4 separate regions of the Mus musculus genome follow, and all the other regions are linked to region 1. Evidence: chromatin loops called from intact Hi-C (ENCODE). Cell type or tissue: left cerebral cortex. All regions are shown on one strand. Links, peaks and the distances in the headings refer to the core of each region. The heading gives the core; the rest is flanking DNA.

Region 1 (5,501 bases), core at 147-5,146:
TACAGCTATTCTGTGGGTGGGTGTCAGTCCATTACATCTGCTGCTACTGGTGAAATGAGCCAATTCAAGTCAGATTAGGCAGGTTTATTGGGAAACTGCTCTCCAGAGAGTGAGTTCACTGGCCCTAAAGAAGGAGGCCAAGGATGTCACCATGGGGGTGGGGGAAAAAAGAGAAAAAGGGTGCTCTTGAGAAAGAGAAGAGGAGGTACAGAGAGAGAGAGAGAGAGAGAGAGAGAGAGAGAGAGAGAGACCAAAATGTCTGACTTTTATAAGGAAGAGCCTCTGGGGGAAGGGCAGCCCAGCAGCCCCTGTGCTGAAAAGTTCAGGGTTGGGGGAGAGAATGACAGGGACTGAGGGATGCTGGGAGAATCTGCAGGCCAGGTCTGTTTGGGTATGTAAAATATGCAACTCAGTCCATGTACTGTGGTACAAAACCAATCACTCATGTCTACATAGGAAAAAAATTAAAGAGGTGTCAAGCACAGGTGGTGGCGCACGCCTTTGATCCCAGCACTTGGGAGGCAGAGTCAGGAGGATCTCTGAGCCTGAGGTCAGCCTGGTCTACAGAGTGAGTTCCAGGACAGCCAGAGCTATACCCATCTCAACAAACAAACAAACAAACAAACAAACAAACAAACAAACAGAAAAAAGGTGTCTTAGAGTTCTTTAATTTACAAAGTATTAGATCACTTTTTGTGACCAAAGGTGCCAAAGTTTAGGTCAGAAAGTGTAAAGCAGATTATGTTTCCTTGTATCGAGTTTTAAATTATGGCACCCACCTGATGTATAGTTTGTTTTCAAGATTTATATTTACTTATTTTATGTATATGTATAAGAGAGTCCTTCTCTTCAGACACACCAGAAGAGGGCATCGGATCCCATTACAGTTTATGACCCATTGTGTGGTTGCTGGGAATTGAACTCAGGACCTCTGGAAGAGCAGTCAGTGCTCTTAACCACTGAGCCATCTCTCCAACCTCTTTTAAAAGACTTACCTATTTTTATTTTATGTACTATGCTGTTTTGCCTCTTAGAATTAGAGCTAAAGACACTGTGATCTGTCATGTGGGTGCTGGGAATTGAACACAGGTACTCAAGAGCTCTTAACTACTGTGTGTGTGTGTGTGTGTGTGTGTGTGAGAGAGAGAGAGAGAGAGAGAGAGAGAGACAGAGACAGAGACAGAGTGTGTGTGTGTGTGTGTGTGAGAGAGAGAGAGAGACAGAGACAAGAGAGTGTGTGTGTGTGTGTGTGTGTGTGTGAGAGAGAGAGAGACAGAGACAGAGAGACAGAGACAGAGAGAGAGAGTGTGTGTGTGTGTGTGAGAGAGAGAGAGAGACAGAGACAGAGAGAGTGTGTGTGTGTGAGAGAGACAGAGAGAGTGTGTGTGTGTGAGAGACAGAGAGAGACAGTGTGTGTGTGAGAGAGTCAGATACAGAGACACATGAGAGAGAGAGAGAGACAGAGAGAGAGAGAAAGAGGGAGAGACACAGATTGATATAATGTACTGAATAAAATATACTGTATAATACAAAGCTAGCCATGGTGGCTCAGGCCTTTTAATCCCAGTACTGAGGAGGCAGAGACAGGAAGATCTCTGTGAGCTTGAGGCAAGCCTGGTCTACACAATGAGTTCCAGGACAACCAGAGCTATATAATAGATAGACTCTGTCTTCAAAAAAGAAAAAAAAATGTAGTATAATATGAATATGCCTATTTGCCAGATTTTTCAGAACCTAGGTAAAGGGAACTCTTTTTTGTTTTGTTTTGTTTTGTTTTTCGAGACAGGGTTTCTCTGTATAGCCCTGGCTGTCCTGGAACTCACTCTGTAGACCAGGCTGGCCTTGAATTCAGAAATCTGCCTGCCTCTGCCTCTCAAGTGCTAGGATCAAAGGCGTGCGCCACCACCGCCCAGCTTAAAGGGAACTCTTGAAATATGAGTGAAAGGAATTTAGATCATAAGAGGTATTTCTTCAGAGAGAAAATTCAGTACTGCCTCTGTGACATAATCTGTGATAAAAAGTATATGACTCTGAAAATATTTTCACAAAATAGAAACGTATTACAGGTGTTTCTATAAGTGCTGGGTTGCATTCAAATATAAGTCAAAGATATAAGCATGCATTCCATTTATCAGCTGGGCCTCATATAAAAGCCTGCAATAGTATGAAAGTTGTGTGTTCCTTCAATCAACTGCTTTGCAGGAGGGTATGCTCAAATTTCACTACAATTAGGAAAGGTCACAAAGCAGGTAAACAGGGAAAAAAAAATCTCGTTCATCGTCAGAGGAAAAAAAAGTGAAAATCTCCCATTACAGATTCCAGATAAGTTTGGATTTGGATAGTATTCATTGAACGAAATTTGCCATCCAGGGTCTCCTCCCCACTTAAGGGGATTATAACAGCAGGCCTCTAGGTGAAGGTAAAAGAAAAGTATTTTTTCCAGTTAATAATTTCCTTTCTTCAGAAAGGAAATCACCCCATCAAGATGTACTGAGCAATATCCTATTTCTGAGGGCATTAAAAAAGACCGCACGAAAGACTGGACACGATCTCTCTTTTTAAAAGACCTAGTAAGGCAAGCATCAGCGTCGGGAAGCGCTGCGCTCACTATTGTGTCTGCACCGGCAGCAAGAGGACTTAATTCCACCGCGACGTTAAAGAGTCCCTCTTTGTTCAGCGCTGGTCCGGGACGCAGGGCGCGGTGTTCCTCCGCGCTCGCCGCGCAGGCCCCGCCCCTCTGCGGCTCTGGAGAGCTGCCATTCGGCCCCGGAGTAGCTCCGCGCTCCCAGAATGCACCGCTAGTCCGCGGGAAACCAAAATGGCGAAGGGCTGTTGCGAAGTGGTCTGTGTTTGAGGCCGGTGTGAGCACGCACATTCTCCTTCCTAACCCTCGTCCCCAAGGAACTCGGTGTGTGTGTGCGTGTGCGCAGGGCTCCCGCTGGGGCGGGTGCCCAGGGAGTGCCCGGACTCGCGGGGGAGCGCCCACGGGAACGAGATTGCTTCTATTTTCCTGTATGAAGCGGTTGGCACCACTTAAGTGACCGAATGAGGTGAGAGACCTTGGCCTGGGAACCGACTCTTTGGGAGGAGGTTGGGATGAGGAGAGACGAAAGAAAGGAAGCAAAAGAAAGGGGAAAGATGGAGGCTCCGCTTTGGGCAAGGGAGTCCTGTGTGGGGGTGTTTTTGCATTGATGCATATGTTGAAAGAATGGATCGGGAGGGGTAGTCAGTGAGATGTTGGTAAAAATAGGGACTGGGGGAAGGAGCGGGGCGCCCCGCTCGGGAGTCAGTTGGTGGAATTAGATAAAACGTTGAGACAGGGAAGCTGTGTTTGGAGGGCAGGAAGGAACCTGGGGGCGGGAGACGGTTGGAGGGGCAGGATGAACCTGGTGATGAGGGGGTGGGGAACCGAGGGGAGGAGCCGTCAGAATGCGGGGAGCCTAGTAGAGGGGCTGACTGGCACTTTAAGGGGTGCTAAGGAAAGTAGCAGTTTGGAACCAGAGGGTGCTGGAATTGTGTGGAATTGTGGTAGGGGAATCTAGTGGTGGGCTAGATAGCTAGCGTACGAGGATGAGGAAAATACCCTGGAAAGCAAGCCCTGGAAGCTTAAAGAGAAGAAGTGATAGGTGAATTGATACGGGGAAGAGATAGCTTTTATTTGGAGGCATTTCTTCCGTTCAATTAAAATTTCTTGCCCTGATAATTTGTATTCATCATTACAACTTAGTTACTTACGGCACTAAGGGGTTTAACCAAAATTTTCCAGGATTTCTTAACACATTTCCATAGTGCCAGAACTCTTAACTGTGATTTACAATCTGCAGTCCTTGGTGGTTAATTTTTTCTTTGGCAGAGATGGATTTATTGAGTGGTACGAGAGATTGTGAACAATAGGAAAAGGGGTATGGAATGCTGTTTTATTCTTTAAAACCTTTAACTTTGGTTGAAGATATTACCATGCAACAGTAGTTAGAATTTGAAAACCCAGACAAGCCTGTAATTGACATAGAAAAGTACCTCATGAGATCAAAGTAGAGCTAGAAATATGTTAGTGGTTGGTTGACTCCGTTTTCTCTAGCAGCAAGTACTTTCTCCTTCAAATAGATTCCATGTAATCTTCATAGGAACTTCTGCAGACTGTTTTCAGCCTTTATGTTTTAATTTTTCTTTTGGGAATTTCTTTTTTGGGAGAGAATTGTGGGTAAAAAAACTGATTCTTTTTAGGATGCTGGATAATACTTTAAATGTTTATTTTTTTATTTAATGTATATAAGCACACTATTGCTGTCTTCAGACACATCAGAAGAGGGCATCAGATCCCATTACAGATGGTTGTGAGCCACCATGTGGTTGCTGGGAATTGAACTCAGGACCTCTGGAAGAGCAATCGGCACTCTTAACCACTGAGCCATCTCTCCAGCCCCCTGGACAATGCTTTAAGTGGAGGATTTTTGTTTTTTGTTTTTTTGTTTTTCCTTTTTAAGTTTTGAAGCAGGGTCTCGTTATATAACTCTGGCCAGCCTGGAACTCACTTTGTATTCCAGACTGGCTTGAAAAGACAGATCTGTCTGCACCTGCACACTGAATGCTGATGGAGATCACTACCATGCTCGGCTGTTATTACTTTACTTGAGTTCACATCAGCAACTATCATTGGGTATGCAACTATATTTAAATGTGTACTGTGGAGATTTCTTTTCCTTTTGTTTTCTCCTTTTCTTATTTATTTATTTATTTATTTACTTACTTATTTATTTATTTTTGGAGACAGGGTTTCTCTGTATAGCCCTGGCTGTCCTGGAACTCACTTTGTATAGACCAGGCTGGCCTTGAACTCAGTAATCCACCTGCCTCTGCCTCCCAAGTGCTGGGATTGAAAAATTGCCTGGCGAATTTTTTTTCCTTATTTGTTCAAAAAGTATATATTGGGGACTTTGTGTCATATGTGGTCTTAAATATTAAAAATACCGTTGTTGAACAATAGACATGTTCAGAGCTCATGTAGAGTATGCAGTTTGATTTTTGAGCAATGAGTAATGATAGAATGAACACACAAACACAAACGTGTACATGGGTGCACAGGCATACGTGGCAAGCACCATTTAACACCTTCAAGTTACACAATTGATATTTGATGGTAGTAATGATGAAAGTACAAAATAGATTCATAATGGAGTATGCAATTGAGATAGCTGAATTCAAGACAGTAATACAGCTGAGATTAAAGAAGACAAACATTCTGTCAAATGAATACACCCTGAATTTTGGGGAAAAATGTATAAGACATTTAAAAATTAAAAAAAAATGCATATGTGGTGGGGGAGGGTTAGGGGGGTATGTGCTACTGTCCATGGAGGCCAGAAGCATGAGAGTCATAGGTGGTTGTGAGCTGCCTAATAAGTGCTGGAAACCAAACTCAGTTCTTCTCCAAGAGTAATATGTGTTTTTAATGGCTGAGACATGTCTCTAGCCCCCATAAAGGATATTTTTCACCAGTTATA
Region 2 (5,501 bases), core at 149-5,148, 300 kb after region 1:
TGTCCTTACCTCTTAAAACTAACCCCCCAGCCCTAAGGACAGTGAGCTTCTCCTGCTGAGCAAACAGTGCCTTACAACTAATACTTAGCATGTAAAAACATGTAAAAAAGGGCCAAGTAACACAATGAATTAGCTTTGGACAACTACTTAAAACTTCATTGAAGAAGCGCAGACACGAATCAAACTGCTGTGCGTTAGAATGTAAAGCGAGGTGGTAACAGTCTTAAGACCCTCTCTCCACACCAGGTTCCCTGAGAGCTGACTTTTAACAATAACAAGAACAAGAATTCTTTTTCTCCAGTAAACTTTGAAAGTGAAACTTTGCTACCCCACATATCTCATATCCACCTTGGAAAAGTGGAGCTAGTGATATTTATGTACTTGGGAGTTAGGAACACCAAATCTTGAAACATTCATGTAATTCATTTGTCTTGAGAGGTGTAAGGGAAAGCCCTCACCTCCCACACCCCAGGTTCCCCTTGTTGCCCTGAACTGACAATATACACAAATGTCACAATGCCTTCCCTGGTATCTGGGTTTGTCCACCCAAGTCCTCTCTACAAAACTTCTGTTCAAAAAACAAAAGAAAACAAAACACCTAAAATGTAGAGAGACTACTGACCTTAATAGACAATTTAAAAGACTCATGAGGCATTTAAGGTTTAGAGCTATGTGAAATGTGCATGACTAAATGTCTCGGGGGTGGGGGACCAAAGGACCAGTTTGGATCTTGATGCATCTATGCAACCCATAGACCCACTCCACCTAGGCTGCTTGTGGGAATCCACAGGCTTTTGAGTGGACCCAGGAGAATGGCCAGTAGCCACCTGTGAGGTCGTTGCTCTCAGCTGTAAACGTCCATCCACATCACATGTTTGGATTTGGGTAGATAAGAGAAAGCATCTTAAGTCAGTGTACACTGCCATTTGCAACATTTCTGCTTAAGCTGGAGAGCTGGACGGAATGGACCTCAGCAGGAGCTTTAGCCTCTTCTCTCTCCTTGCCCCAAAAGATCAAAGGTCTGATAGAGGCGAGAATGCAAAGAGCACGAGTGATGGCTTCCTTGGGGTGGCTTTAAATACAGCTGCCAAGACTGAACTTGTTGATGCTTTGATCAGATCCTCAAGCTTCAGAGGAAATGTCTAAGCAGAGGCAAGACCAGTCCTCAGCAGCTTGGCCCGTGGCTGGTGTCAGACCTCACTGTTCTTCATGGAAATGGGATTGGGCAACCTCCTCCTCTAGTGTCCTAGCTGTAGAGGGCAGCTAGCCAGGTTGTAACTGGGGTAGGATGCTTACAGTCACCAGGGATACAGGGGGAGCTCTGAGCAGGGCATCTGGGAGTTGAGGAAAGGCCTTATCACACAGCCTGTGACTGGGAACTGTGCCTCCTCTGCACAGAAGTAGCCGTTTGCACACTGAAGACACTGCTCAGGGTTTCCGTTACTCTTGTAGCCTGTGGCGCTTGGCACGTGCAGAGGAGCTGTTCCCCTCCTCCACATGGGTCAGAGCTCTGCTCCCAACTCATCTGTGAGGCACCACCTGCCTGGTCTCACAGGTCCAGGCACATGGAGGTCAGATCACCTTTTCCCAACACTTAAAGCCTGCTTGGCTCCCAGCCAGCCCACCAGAAGGATGGAGACACTCCAGTCATATAGAACTCATTTCATATTGTGTGTAAATGGTTACACGCATATTATACTCACTTAAAGGTATGTCCTTCACATTCATTAAGGCTATTAGAGTGGTGTATTTAAATGAAATGCTATATAGTTAAAATCACCAGATTATTGAGTTAACAGGAAAATTATTTTGCAGAAAAACTAAGACTTTGATTTTTTTAAAATAGGATTAAACTGTTCATATGTATTAACCAAAAATAAAGCCTACTGCTTTGCAGTAGAAACCACACAACCGGTTCCAAAAACTGAAATGCAGGGGTCTGGCATCAGTGTCTCTTCACACAGCTGTTAGCTCAGAGACAGGTTGGACCTAGTCAACCAGCTAGCAGAACACAGCTGTTCTAACTCAGCATTTGTATGTCCCAATTCAGCCACTCTCCCCCATGCTGATTTGCATGTAGACATCCTCCAATTCCAAGCTGATGGACATTCTCCAATAACATAGCAATCAATTTAATAAAGGAACTCACCAATGTCAAATTGCAATAAATTTACCAAACATTTTCACTGTTTATGGAGAGCTTTACAGTAAGAAAGTGTCGACAGAAGCAGGCACATCCGGGTACAAAGTGTTGCTGTTGGTTGGTCTTTACTTCTGTTCCTACAGTTCCAACTGCTTTGCACTCTCAGCTGAGGTCCTCTACAGGAAATCACCTTTGCTAGGCGTTCTGTTCTTGCCCATTCGACCCAGGACCTCCAAGCACAGTCCTGGGGTATGGACTTGCCTAAGAGAAGTGTGATCGGCGAGCCCACCCCAAACATTTATTGTAAACTTTAAATGGAGTCCGGATATGAACGACACAGAAAGGAGACACCTCCTCACACAGAAAGGAGAATACCATATAGTGACCTAGAGTCTGGCAGATATCACAAGGCCGGGCCAGAATAAGTGCCAAGCCCCACGCAGGCACAACACCACGCAACGCCTGACTGCTGCCCTTTTGGGTGTCTTGTGGGGAATCGGGCCTGAACTCAGCAGGCTCGGCTAGGCTCCCAAGGGCGCGCCATCTCACAGGGCGGCCGGCAGCAATAGGGGTAGGAGGCGTTGAGGTCGGGGTCCGAGGGCGCATACCCTGGCAGTTCCACCGACGGGTGCCCGCCACAGCACACCTCCACGCCCGCCTCGTCAAACGCGTGGAAGACGCCCACGTTGATGTAGGACACAGCGTGGTGCGCTGCGAAGCTCGCGCAATCTCCTGGGGTGGTGAAGTCGGACTCCTCCGGGGATAGGATGGAGGCCTCGCTGGGCCGTGGCTGCAGCCGCCGCCCCCTTTTGCCCCGGCGGCCGCGCCGGGTCCGGGAGGCTAGCGGCTGAGCGCGGAGCCCGGGTCCGCCCCGTTGTCGCCCCAAAGATCGGCTTGCCCTCCGCCGGCCCCTGCGGCCGCGCCGGGCCTGCGACGACTTGTAGTTCTTGACCAGCAGGAGGCTGAGCAGGCCCAGCAGGCACTCGAGCGAGTTGAATACAGTAGAGAGCACCAGGCCGCGCTGGTAGTCTTTCAACTGGCGGCATTTGGCGGTCGTGTTGCTGTCCAGGTTGCTGCGGGAGCGCTGCGTGTTTGTGCCTGGGGCTACAGAGCCAGTGCCCTGGCCAGGGCCAGCGGCCGGCGTGCGCGGGGGCAGGCAATAGTGGGAGTACTTGCGTTCCACCAGGGACACCGTGTCGCCGTCGATCACTGCTCCCGCAAAGGCGCTGAGAACCCCAAGCATGAAGACCAGGACGCCTAGGAGCAGCAGGTTTTGGCTGTTCACCGGTCCCGAGGGCCCGGCAGCCGCCCGCGTTTCTCCAGGAGAGGGCTCCGGAGCGCCAGCTGGAGATGCGGGGACCCTGAGTCCCGGGCCGGGCCCGGCCCCTGACCCGGCGAGGGGCGCCTCCCGGGGCCCGCAGCACAGCAGGGCGGCGCCGAGCAGAGAGAGGCCGGCAGCCAACAGCAACCCCGAGTAAAAGGCTCCGGCGGCCGCCCCTAGCCGGAACGGCTCCCCGCGCAGCTCGGAGCCCAGTGAGAAGCACTTGAGGCCGACGGCGGCGGCGCTGAGCGCGCAGGCGAGCAGCAGGCAGGAGGAAAGCGCGGCGCAGGCCCCGCGGACGCTCCACTTCATCCTCCGCGCCGGAGCCGGCCCGCACCCGGCGCGCCCGCCGCCGCCCGCCGCCGCCCCCGCCGCCTGCGCCTCCTCCCGGCGCCGCGCGGCCGGACCGCCGGCCTCCTCTTCATCCTCCCGCGTCCTCCCGGGCTCGCGCCGCTGTCACTGGAGCCCGCATCCTCCGCCTCCCGCCGCCGCCGCGACCCCGCACCGGGAATCAAGCCGGCGCGGAAAACCGCAAGGTGCGCGCGCCCCCTCCCCAGACCGCGGCGCCGATCCCCGGACGCGCGGCCCCCCCTCCCCGCGGCCCCGCGCGCCTCTCCCTGACACCACCCTCCGCGGCCCCCTCCCGACCCTCTGGCCCCCAGGACGCCCCTCCGGACCTCCCCTAGGAGAGGGGGCCCTCGCTAAGTCTCCGCCTTCCTGCCCTCCCCCCTGGCAATGCCGCTGTCCAGAGCTCGCCGCCTTAGGACTGCCACTCCACCCAGGCCTCCTTCTCCTGGGACCCCCCTGGGCCCCACCCCCAGGACCTCCCACCTCTGCACGCCCTGAGTTCGCTTTTCCCAATGCACTGGGCAGCTTGACTCCACGCCCACCTGACTGGACTGAGAAAACCGAAGAAGTTGGTGAGGGTACAGCAATAAATAGGTATGAGGGAGAGCCTGGAGGAAGAAATGGGGAAGGGGGATGTGTTCAGAAGGAATGGAGGAGAGTGGGCAGGGTATTCGGGGATGGAGGACGAAGTATGTTTCTTTGGGAAGTGCTGACATGTAGGAAAGTGTGTTGTGTACATGTATGAAGGGTATGCATAGAATGTATATAGTATGGGGTATGTGAGGGTGGTGTGCCCTTATATGTTTTGTGGCGGGGAGCGGGGAGCATTCCAAGATGTGCGTAGGGTGAACACAGAGTATGGGCAATGTCCAAGCGTGGTGTGTGTGTGTGTGTGTGTGTGGTGAATGTGCAAGAAAAGGTGTTGCCTTGAGGCGTGGGTAGAGTATTGTAGGGATTGTGAATAGGGTATACGGGAGAATTGGCCTGAGATTTCTCTCAGAGGACCAGCCATGGAGCAAGGCCAGGATGAAGTAAGTCTTGGGGAGAAAACCTCAGGTGAGTTCAGCTTTGAGTCCAGTTCTGTTTTCAGATCTGGCAGTCACACTCAAGTGAATAAATTCTGCCTGCGCTAGAGTGCGCGAGAAGGGAAAATGCTGTAGTAGCCCAAATCTGGACTTGGACCACTGGAGGCCTCCCGCCGGCAACCTCGCTCTGGTCCGCAGTCCCGGGTGTGGGTGATTTTAGGCCGCCTGCGCAGCAGCCTCGGAACCGCTGGTTGCCGTGGCTGCGCCGTAAGCTAGGGCTGGGAGAAGCCGGGTGCGAGCGCGGGGAAGAGGGAGCGGTGGAGAGAACGCGCCTGCGCATCGGTCTTTCCCACAGCAGGTTCAAGTCAGGAAAAGGCCTGGGGACTTTACTATTTTTTGCTCCTTAAGGTCAGAGACCCTCCCAAAACCAAGAGCTGTATTGCCTGGGGAAGCCGCACCCATTTCTCCGAGGCAGCTCGGGGGCTCTTGCCCACCCTTCCGGGAAGCTACTTGCTAGTGGGTGTATGGAGGCCTTCCAAAGACTCCCGGACGTTTGCGTGGGTTTCACTTCGGGCCATAGCTTCATAGCGAGCCTGACTCTGTATTTTTAGCAGGAGGAGCAGAATTTGAAACAGCAGCATGCCGGTCCTGCGCCTGGTGAAGG
Region 3 (5,501 bases), core at 208-5,207, 200 kb after region 1:
GTTGCTATATTCCTTTAGCAGAATATTTGGTCCCTGGACTACCTAGTCTCAGATTCTTGGCTACCCAAGTAGCATTAGGTATGGGTTCCATCTCCTGGTCTGGGCCTTAACTCAAATCAGATATTAGTTGGTTACTCCCACAAACTTTGTGCCTGTATGGCACTAACATATCTTGCAAATCAAGTCATATTTGTAGACTGAAGTGTTTGTAGCTGGGTTGGTGTTTACCTTTCTCCTCTGGTAGCATGCCGAGTCCCTTCCAGTACCATGAACACTGATCAGTTGGGGTGAAGGCGCTAGGTAGATACTAGATTGACTTCTCCATGTTCAGTGAGTTGTTTAGGTGTTGTCTTCAGCAACAGGACTTTGCCATTAGTTTGTAGAAAGTCTTGGCAATAGCCAGGCTGACTTTGAGTGCTGGAACTAATTACATGTGTAAGATAGATTACAATGTGTTCCACTTCACTGTGTGTACTTGATAATGAATTTGGACACCCAATTCTTCTGCTTCTTCCTTCAAAATACTAAGATTATAGACATGTGTCATCATGCCTAGCTGCAAATGCTTTAAAATTTTAAATCTCTCTCTCTTTCTCTCTCTCTCTCTTTGTGTGAGAGAGAGTATGTGTGTGTGTGAGTGAGTGAGTGTGTGTGTGTGTGCGTGTGTGTGTGTGTGTGTGTCTGTACCTGTGTTTGCTATAACACACAAATTAAGATCAGAGGACAACTCTGGGAATCAGTTCTCTTCTTCCACTATGGATTGATCACAGTGCCAGGCTTTCTGGCCCTGCAAATGGTTCTGCAAAACAGCAGAACTGAATTAGACTCAAGGTTCAAATCATTTAAAACATGTAACAACACATTTTAAATTTATCATTTATGAAGGGATTATCACCTCAAGTTGTTATTTTTTTAAAAAACTTAGTTACAAAGTTGACACTTGGAAGTGTAACAGTGACAACTGAATTGATTAGAAACAGTTTCCAAATTCTAGGCCTCTTTTTTGTTGTTGTTGCTGTTTGATATTGTTCAAGACAAGATTTTGCTGTGGCCCAGGTTGGTTTCCACTCACACTGTAGCCCAACGTGGCTTTAAATTGGGGGATGGGGTGGGGAAGTGTCTGTGTGTGTGTTTCAGCCTCCAGAGAGCTGGGATTATAGGTATACAGTAACACATACAGTAACTTCCAGATTTTTTATTTCTTTGTTTTTATATTTGTTTCTTTGAGACAGGGTTTCTCTGGTAGTCTTGTCTACACTGGAAATCACCCTGAACCAGGCTGGCTTTGAACTTTTAAACCCATAGAGATCTACCTGCCTCTGCCTCCCAAGTGCTAGGATTAAAGGCCTGTACCATCATGCTGGGCCTTACCTTTAAAAATATGTTTTCAATTGCTCTGCTGTTGCTTTTCCACTGAACGTGTGTCTTCAGGTTTTTACAGCTTTTCACTGCCCTTGCCTCTCTCTCAAGCTGTTTTGCCATTTGCTTCTTTAGTCTTTACCACTACATGAAAAGCCTTCCTTCCCCATTCTGCCCCATTAGCTTCTTGTTGACACATATCATTTCTTTTTGACCTTTTAACAAAGTGATATCACCTCTTTCATTTATGTCCTTACAGTTTGCAGCTGTACTATGCTGTCCAGAGTCCATCTTTGAGTTATCAATCCTCTTTCCTTATCTTCCCCAATGCAGGCATTGCAGCTGGGTGCCACCATTTCTGACTCCTACTAGTTTGATTTTCCAGAAATATTTCTCTGTACCATTTTCCCATGTGACTTCATTTACAATAGTCCTTTAAATGTGTAAAGTCTTTACTGACATTTTCCTTTATGTTTTTATACTTCTTTTTCATCTTTAAAATCTTGTGAACTTTTAAAGTTAAAAATACTGTACTTCAAACCTGGAGTTGAACTCATTTGCAGTGGCCAAGACCTTTAATCCCAGCACTTGGGAGGCAGAGGCAGGCAAGTCTCTCTGAGTTTGAGGCCAGCCTGGTTTATAGAGTTCCGGGACAGCCAGGGGTACACAGAGAAACCATGTCTCAAAAAGCAAAAATAAAATAAAATAAAATAAAATAAAGAAAAGCTGGGGTTGCAGGTATAAACAATTTAGACAGTGGCTTGGGAGAACTCAGAAGCACTCTGTAGACATGACTCCCATATGAGAAAGTTTGCTTATAATATAGTAATAGCACAAAATGGCAGGCTAACCAGGTAACAGTTACCTAGGACTTAACATTCCATCTAGATTTTAATATTTTATCTAGGTCTTTATACATCTGAACCAAAATTTACTTATTTTGAAGAAGAAACTTGTTCTTTATAATCAAAGATTGAACTTACTAGCACTGATATAATGAAGAATATTTAGTTCCCAGCAAGCATTTTGGAGAAAATGTTGAATGAAAAAATTAACTCAAGGCTGGTGTTCTAGCTCAGTGCTGAAGCTGCATCTAGTAAGGTGGGTAGGAGGGGATGGTTGACAATGATAGTCTCCTGGAAACCAGACATCTTAAAGCATTGCCACAGTCCAGCTGCCAGTCTATCAACAAAGAACACGATGAACTAAACTGTGCACGTAGATTTAACTGGCTTAGTCCTTTCAAAAGTTACAACTTTCCACTATTAATTAATGTGACAGTATGTGAGGATTTGCGTGTGTTGAGACAGGTTTTTTCTGTATTGCCCTGGCTGTCCTGGAACTTGATTTGCCTGCCTGAGTGTCGTGTCCTAAGTGCTGGGATTAAAGGCGTGAGCCACTGTCGCCCAGCTGAGCTTATCTTAAAAAAAAAAAAAAGTGATTTCTGTGATGAACGTGGCACTAGTTATTAGTAATCACTTGGAACGAAGCAGATATCGGACTCTCATAAGATAAACCTTTTTTTTTTCTTGTCTTCCTTTCAAAAGCAAGTATGCAGAGGGCCATAGCTCATGGTATGCCAAACATTTTCATTACTTTAGATCAGACTACCAGTTTCCTGACTTAGCCACTTGTGGTACCGAGGACAGCCACTTCTTTGAAGGCTTCATTTCTTTCTCACAAATGAGAACAGGGAGCTCTGATCTGAATGCTGTGAAGTAGTTGTAAAGGCCTGTCCTCCCCACTCTGCTCTTTTCACTCCGCGCCCTAATCCCGACAGCTAAGGAGATAGGAAAAGGAAGTTCTTTAGTAAGGACCAGGGCTCCCCTGCCACGTGGCCCTCCGCGGGCCCTTCTGCCCGCAGAGCAAGCGAGCTCCAGGGCCCGACGGAGGAGACGCCGGGTCGCCGTGCGTGGGGGAGCGGCAGGCGGAAGCTGCGGGCTGCCAAGCCCCGCGGCTCCCGCCCGTCCGGGAGGGGGTAGGGGCGGGGCGTGCACACGGAAATCCATCGAGGAGGGCGGGTGGGACCTGGGGAGTTCGACTTCCGGTGGCGCAAAGCGTGCCGGGATCAGCTTGCGGCAAACCTCCTTCCCCGGCCCGTAGAGAGACCACCGTTAGCGCCGCTCCTGCTCGCACAGCCTGCTCTCGGCCACACGCTTGGCCGCTGCGGCTCCCGCAGTGTTCGGCCCGGTCCACTTGGTTTCCCAGGCAGCCGGCGTGCGCTCAGCTGCGGCTTCGGCAGACATGTTGTGAGGCGGCGGCGCGGGTGCCTGAAGGATGGTTTGGCCGAGGCGGCTGCAACCGCTGCTGGTGGCGGCGTCCTCGGGGGCTCCGGCTCTGTAGAGCTGACCCTGCTCAGTGTCCGCCCGGGACCGCGGCCGGGCGGGTATTCCTCTGTCTTGCGTGCGCTCCCGTGCCGTTTAGGTTCGGTTAGACGACAGCGCCAGTCCGTTTGAGGCGACACGCAGGGTGGTTCTCCAGCCCTGGGAGTGGTGTCCCTAGAACCCTCAGCCCCCTGACCTTTCCTTCATATTCCCACTAAAATCTCTCACACAGTGGGTGTTCCCTGCCCTCCAGCCCTCCTTCCTGGTTTCTGCACTCTCTTCTCTGAGCTTCCCGGACCCCAACATCCCTCTCCAGGGACAGCCTGTTGAGAAATCTTCGTGGAGTGGTGGACCAGAGGCGAGGAGTTTAAAAGTTGGGGCTTGAAAGACAGGAAGATACGATGGCTTCCTCGTCTGGCAACGACGATGATCTCACTATCCCCAGAGCTGCTATAAATAAGATGATCAAAGAGACTCTTCCTAATGTCCGGGTGGCCAACGATGCCCGAGAGCTGGTAGTGAACTGCTGCACGGAATTCATTCACCTTATATCTTCTGAAGCCAACGAGATTTGTAACAAGTCAGAAAAGAAGACAATTTCACCAGAGCATGTTATACAAGGTAAGCGATTTGTGTGGGATTTGGTTTCGATGAAGGATCAGGGGAACAGTCAAGCTAATAGAGTAACCACTTGGCGTCACAGAGCCTTCATTCCACTTCACTAGTAAGCACAGTTAATGAAAAGTCAAAACGGCATAGAGACAGCTTGTACCTTAAGAAAACACCTATGTAGCATTCTTCTGACATTGTTTTCATCCGGCTAGTGCAAATAAGGAGTGCAGACATTAGGGTCAACAGACATCCGCAACCCCTCACTAGTACAGTTTCCAATCAGGTCTTAAAACAACAAGAATTGACTGCCCACAGCTAAACGTGGATAATAACAACTGAGAAAGGAAACTCAAAGTTCTCTCTTGGAAAGTTAAATTTTAGAACTTCGAGCATGAGTTGAGTCAGAGAGTACCTCTCCCTCACCTGTATCGAGGAAAAGATTCATTTTTGAACACAGGGGTAGGAAAAACCCTTGGGCTGGTGACGGAGGTCAGTGGTGTATCATCTAGCAATCTTGCACAAGGGTCCTAGCATTGAGTTAAAAAAAAATATTGACATGAGTGTGTTAAGTGTTGTAAAGTTAATTGCTTTTCAAAAAGGAAGTATATTTTTGCTTTAAAATCGCTAAGAAGGTGGAACAGTCATCACCAGGTAACCAAAGCGAGCACCACATTTTTTTCTTTTTGACTCCCTCCAACTATTGATTGTTCTTTGAAGATTATTTGTAAAAGATGACTGGGGCAGGGCGGGAACGACAGTCCTGGGGCTTGAACGTAGGGCCTGACACACGCTAGTCAGCATTCTGTTGCCGGTCCTTCTCGCCTGCTGGTCCCCTTTGGATGTGTTTATACATTTATCTTTTATTGAAAAGCACATCTAAAAGTTTCGACAGTTTCTTCCTTATGCTGGAAAAGACTAGGAGACTTTGATGGTTACAGGAAAAGGAGACAAAAGTGCTCTTGGCAAATTTTGGGAAGTACTTTCTGTGGTTTTTCATGAACTCTTAGGAGAAGGTTGCATTCAGTTTGAGACAGTCACTTCTGTTTTATAATAATCTATTGGAAATGCGAACAATTTCTTGATTACTTTTATTTAAAGTTAAAAGGAACAAATTTAATCATACTCGGCAGGTAGTTCTCTACCATTGCCTTTTTATAAAGTTAAGTGTTAAATAATTTTACTTTCTTGTTAATGTCAAATAGAGAG
Region 4 (5,501 bases), core at 266-5,265, 79 kb before region 1:
TCACAGAGATCCAACAGCTTCTCCCTCCAGAGTGCTGAATTAAAGGTGTGTGCCCAGTTATTGTTTTATTTTTAACTAGCTCAAAATGCTTAATTTTCTAGAAGTGGCAGTAACTACCAGTGACATCTGGGTTGATGGGAATTCTGTGAGGAAAGGTCCTTGACAAGCAAGTCAAATTATTAAGTTTCCCCCTCTAAATTATGGGGGAGGGGGTAGACATAGCTCCTGGGTTATAAGGACTCACTGCTCTTGAAAAAAAGACCCAGGTTCAGTTCCCAGCATCCTCATAGTGGCTCACAACCACATGTTAACTCCAGTTTCAGTGGATATGGTGTGCTCTCCTATCCGCCACAGGCAGCATGCACATAAACATGTCACACATACACAGGCAGGCAAAACATTCATACACATAAAATAAAAAATGTCTTCATTTTGTTTTGCTTGTTTAGTTTGTTTTGGCTTTTTTGTCTTATTTTTGTTTGTTTTAATCTTTGTTTTTGTGAGGGCTTTTTGAAAGAGAGAGAACGTTAAGTTGGGTGGACAGAGAGGTCGAGAGAAGCTGGGGGTGGGGTGGGAATATGATCAAAATATATTGTATGAAAAAAATTTAGAGAAAAAAATACTAAGGAAAAAATAGGGAAAAAGAAACTTAAACTCTCTAAGGGCTAAATAAGGACATAAGTGACCTTTGGCCCCACCCAGTTGAGACAAACAAGAACAACTGCCAAGGATATAAAACTGGTTTCAAAAACTTTCCAGGCCATTTATCTTCCCCTCCTCTTGGAAATAAATCTACCTTGCTGTTTCCCTACCCACAAGGTAAGAGCATCTCCCATACCTGTTGAATGGTTACAGCCTCACTGTAACTTAAAATGTACCTGGAGGGCGAGGTGACGCGTGCTTTAGTCCCAGCACTTGGGAGGCAGAAGCAGGTGGACTTCTGAGTTCAATGCCAGCCTGGTCTACAAAGTGAGTTCCAGGACAGCCAGAGCTACAGAAAAACCCTGTCACGAAAAACCAACAACACAAATGTACCTTATCAGAAATATTATTGACATCAGGTATCTGCAGGTGTGGCTGGGCATGCCTGTTATCCCAGCACTTGAGAGGCTATGACAGAGGGTCCACCATGAGTCTGAGGTTAACCTATATACATATCCAGTACAAGCCAGCCAGCACAATACATAGCAAGACCTTATCTCAAAAGAACACAAAAGTAAAAACAAAACCCCCTCAAAACGGGTATCTGTATTCCCTCAAAACAAAGTGTAAGAACTAGTTTCCCTGAAGCACTGTATACTGGGCACACTTGTAAACCCTGCACTAGGGAGGTAGAAACAGGAAGATCAGAAACAGGAAGATTGGGAATTCAAGGCCAGCCTGTGCAAGACTGGGACTTGGTCTCAAAAAGTGTGTGTGTGTGTGTGTGTGTGTGTGTGTGTGTGTGTGTGTTCTAACATACACAGGCTGTTAAAGTTTTTTTATTTTCTTTTGCCAAAAGACAGTGCACAAGAAACCCTCTCCATGACAAATCAAATTTAGCTAATACTAAGTTAATGCTAAGCATGATCTATGAAGAAGAAGAAGGAGGAGGAGGAGGAGGAAGAGGAGGAGGGGGAGGAGGAGGAGGAAGAGGAAGAGGAGGCGGCTACAGAGTTAGCTCAGTCTGTAAAGGTCTTGCTCTCCAAGCACTTGGCGTCCAGATTTGCACATCCTTGCAATCTCAGACCTGACTAAGTGGAGACAGGGGGATTCCTGGGACTCCCTGGCCTATTTGGAGATTTCGATGGGAGGAAGCTCCTGGGGAAAACACTGGACTCTCAACTGTGCCATTCATTCATACCCTTGCAATCACAAGCTCTTAAAAGCAAGAGGATCAGAAATTCAAGGTTATCCTTAGCTACCTCGAGAGTTCTAAGTCAATCTGTGTCACATGAGAACTTGTCCTTTAAATCTTAAGTTTACCTTTAAATTTTTTTGAGACAAAATTTCTCTATGTAGTCGTCACTAATCTCGAACTTGTTATGTAGACTATGCTGGCCTCAAACTCAGAGGCCTGATTCCCAAGTGCTGGTATTTAAATAGTTTAAACATTTTTAAAAATTAATAATCTTAATATTAGCCCACTAGCAAGCTTACCCTAATTTCATCATTGATAACGATGCAAATTCAGAAAAGTAAGAAACACACTAAGTGTTTGTCATTAATGTAAGCATAACTATTTGTAAAACTAATTTTGTTTGCGTGGTGTCGGGGATTGAATCCAGAACTCTTAATTTCTAACCTTAACCACATCAGAAAACCTTTGTACAGTTATAGCGCCAAAGATTGCATTCACATCTGTGGAAAACATTTAAAGCCAAAACTAAAGCCTAAAGCTCTACCAACTCCAAAAATTAATAATAGAAAGCTAAGTAGTTTAAGTTCAAAGATTTTAAACATGCCCAAATACTTTAACCTGGAGGGGTGGAATGCTAGACTAGGTTCTAATACTGGTACTCAAGGCACAACTATTTCTGGTGGCGCTGCTACAAACATTCAGTTTTACACCCTTAAAACCATGAGTTGTCAAGTCAGTCTCTCAATCTGGGTTTCTCTCGTTTCGATGTAATGACTTACACTTGCAAATTTCAAATTAAAATATAAGATTTATTTGGACAGTAACGGTTTCTCCTCAACTTTTTCTTTTTTTTCCATACTCATAAGAAGCACACCAACAACTGACCTAAATACACGTCCCATGTCGTCAGGCCTTTTAATGTAAGCAGTGTCCTCTAGAGACATATAACAATACTGCCAATGTGTGAGGCATTGATTTGTAGTTGTTTTTCCATCCGAGCTATGGATTTGTGCTCAGCTACTCACGACGTCTACTAGGTCCCCCTGGTGACCAAACAGTGCACCAAAGCAGCAGGAGGGTTCTAAAGCCTACTGACAGCGGAACAGAAAATCATGAAAAATTAACACGGCAACAGTACACACGACGTGACTGTGAATTGCGTTCGCACTGCTGGCGGGCTGAGTGAAGAGCCGTACAACGGTCACCATCCCCTTTTTGCAAAAGCATCGCCTCGATCGAGCTTGCCTACTCCTCCCTCCCATTTAAACCAGAGATGTGATGAGAACACCAAACCCAGGGGATCTGCACGAGGCACAGCTACTGGCTGGGACTTGGGGAACCACTGGTATGACAATCGGTCACGATTCTGTGGAGCATGGAGGAATGACACACCACCCTTTCCTACCCCAGACACAGAGTCAGGAATGGCAGGTCGAGGGGGGGCCCTTGGGGAAAGCGGGAGAGCACGCAGAGGAGGGACCGCGGCGCGTCCGGGGCCGGGACTCAGAGGGGCTCAGGGCTGGGGCGGCGCCCGAGGAGCGGGACCAGGGCTGGGAGGGCGCGCCGCCAGGTGCCGGTCCGCAGGAGGCGGCGGGGCGCGCACGGAGGGAGGACGGGGCGCTGAGTCCCGCGTGGCGCGGAGCGGAGGGCGCGTGGCGGGGCCGCGGCCGGCCTACCTGGAGGTAATGGGGTTTCCTCAGCCAGGCCCCCGCGCAGAGACTCCTCGCCATGGCACTCACATCGCCCCGCCGCGCCGCAGTCGGAGGCGGACCCGAGCGCGGCCGCCCGCCGGCCTCCCCGCCCCTGCCCCGCCGGCCCGCCCACGGCCCGCCCCCGGCGCGCGCTCCCCGGGGCCGCGCTGCGGCGAGGGCGGCGGGTAGCGGAGGCCGGCTCCGCGCGCAGAACCCCACCCCCACCGCCAGCCGCGGCGGTCGTCAAGGCGCGGGCGCGGGGCTCCGCCATAAAGGGGAGTCGAGCCTCGCGTCCGCCGACACAAATCCGCCTGCGCCTCCGTGCTTAAAGGGGAGGCGCGGACGGGGGAGGGGTACGGCCGAGGCGGGTGCGAGCAGCACGGGGGTGCGCAAAACGTGGGCTCCGTGGAGCGCCCACTTCACTGTGAGGCTTGCGGCTTCACGCGCGGAGTCCCGCCGTCCGCGCTCTGGACCTGTGCGAGCGGATTGCACGGAAATTCTGTGGATGCTTAGAGCTGCATCCTAGGCGACCAACTAACTCATAGATCCTCTCCAGGGAAAGGAGGCTCTCCGGAGACGCGACCACCGCTATCTAGGGGAGGAAGGGACTCCTTCCCGCTCAGTTCTGCGTGGCCTTCCAGACACTTCGCCTCTTTGCGTACCTTAAATTTAATGCAATTTTTTTCTTTTATTTCTTTTTCTTTCTTTTTTACCATTTCGACTTTTTGAAGTTTGCATTGTTTGCAAAACAGCCTCAGAGTTTTCTTGCCTCTACCACAGAATCATGATTCACACGTTAAATACATAATTAAATAAATAAATGCCGGATAAATACAGTGAAGGCAGGAGACCTTCTAGGATATAGCAGAGCAGCTCAGTTAAGGCTATACACCTCAAGGCGTTGCTTTCTTCTGTTGACACTGATGGCCAAATAAGGGAGAAGGGGCCACCCTGGGAGGAGTACAGCTATTGATCTGAGTGACTTCAATGCAGGGAGATGCAGGTCCTACTTCATTTTTTTCCCTTGCTATGCCGTACTTTATGTTTCTAGTGCTTTCAGTTTCTGGAAACAGGTCTTTAACCTGGATAATATTTTGTTACTCGCAAAGAAGTGCATGAGCCACTGACTTTCACTTTTAATTAAATGACTTCAGTAATTTCTAAAGTAAAAGTAAATATGAGCTGGGCATGGTGACTCATGCCTGTAATTCCAGCACTTGGCCAACCGGAGCTACTTAAGACAAAGACAGACAAAGGGAGGGAAGGAAGAAGGAGGAAAGGACGGATCCTACCGGTTTCCTTTAGTTGTTTTTTTGTTTTTTGTTTTTTTAAAGATTTATTTATTACTTATTATATGTAAGTACACTGTAGCTGTCTTCAGACACTTCAGAAGAGGGAGTCAGATCTCGTTACGGATGGTTGTGAGCCACCATGTGGTTGCTCAGATTTGAACTCCGGACCTTCGGAAGAGCAGTCGGGTGCTCTTACCTGCTGAGCCATCTCACCAGCCCTTTTTTTTTTTTTTTTTAAGATTTTATTATTTATATGTGTATGTCTGCCATATTTGTGTGATTGCTTATAAAAGCCAAAAGAGGGCATCAGAACACCTGGGGCTGGAATTTCAGTTGGTTTTAAGCTGCCCAACTTGGGTGCTGGGAACCAAACTCGAGTTCTCTGGAACAGCCAGAAGCCCTCTTAACCACGGAGCAATCTCTCCAGCTCTGCAATAAGTATTTTCTTAGCATCCAGACACTGTTCAAATTTTTTTGCTATGTACACAAAAAGACAAAGCAGGCAGAATTCCTAACTTTATGGATATTACATTTTGGAGATGAGAAGACAGGCAATAAATAATAAACACAATGACTATAGAGAAGTCTGGTAAGAGCCAGTTGTGGTGACATGCCCACAGTCATAGTACTTGGGAGGTGTAAACAGATCAGGAATTCAAGGACAGCCTCAGCCCAGCT

The links. Peaks named below come from ENCODE experiments on the same cell type or tissue, not always from the same donor. Only the 100,000 strongest peaks of a DNase experiment are listed, where the experiment ranks them.
Region 2: it touches region 1 in a loop (6-fold over the local background); 2 of 42 quality-filtered maps call a loop at or near these places.
Region 3: it touches region 1 in a loop (4-fold over the local background); 6 of 42 quality-filtered maps call a loop at or near these places.
Region 4: a loop joins it to region 1, with 7 times the contacts of the local background. A loop is called at or near these places in 4 of 42 quality-filtered maps.

What each region holds. Positions count from the first base shown.
Region 1 is chr5:108,062,916-108,068,416 of GRCm38, forward strand. It overlaps Mtf2 (metal response element binding transcription factor 2), which reads left to right and starts at 2,759. Exons shown (of 15, transcript NM_013827.3): 1 at 2,759-3,050. The coding sequence starts at 3,046. In left cerebral cortex, for the core only: a CTCF peak has its summit at 2,806; DNase peaks (open chromatin) are centred at 2,720 and 3,322; H3K4me3 peaks cover 2,749 bases; H3K27ac peaks cover 1,718 bases.
Region 2 is chr5:108,363,908-108,369,408 of GRCm38, forward strand. Gm42517 (predicted gene 42517) reads right to left here and starts at 4,010. Exons shown (of 1, transcript NM_001374743.1): 1 at 1,648-4,010. The coding sequence starts at 3,776. The coding sequence ends at 2,652. Gm10419 (predicted gene 10419) reads left to right here and starts at 4,030. Exons shown (of 3, transcript NR_166481.1): 1 at 4,030-4,406; 2 at 5,449-5,501. In left cerebral cortex, for the core only: a CTCF peak has its summit at 3,111; DNase peaks (open chromatin) are centred at 1,432, 2,030, 2,298, 2,675 and 5 more places; H3K4me3 peaks cover 3,965 bases; H3K27ac peaks cover 3,637 bases.
Region 3 is chr5:108,265,506-108,271,006 of GRCm38, forward strand. It overlaps Dr1 (down-regulator of transcription 1), which reads left to right and starts at 3,392. Exons shown (of 3, transcript NM_026106.4): 1 at 3,392-4,304. The coding sequence starts at 4,085. In left cerebral cortex, for the core only: no CTCF peak of the experiment used is centred there; DNase peaks (open chromatin) are centred at 3,303 and 4,133; H3K4me3 peaks cover 2,649 bases; H3K27ac peaks cover 1,631 bases.
Region 4 is chr5:107,983,433-107,988,933 of GRCm38, forward strand. It overlaps Dipk1a (divergent protein kinase domain 1A), which reads right to left and starts at 3,645. Exons shown (of 5, transcript NM_026062.4): 1 at 3,517-3,645. The coding sequence starts at 3,570. In left cerebral cortex, for the core only: a CTCF peak has its summit at 2,895 (motif pointing left); DNase peaks (open chromatin) are centred at 2,570, 3,009, 3,867, 4,386 and 1 more place; H3K4me3 peaks cover 2,325 bases; H3K27ac peaks cover 1,891 bases.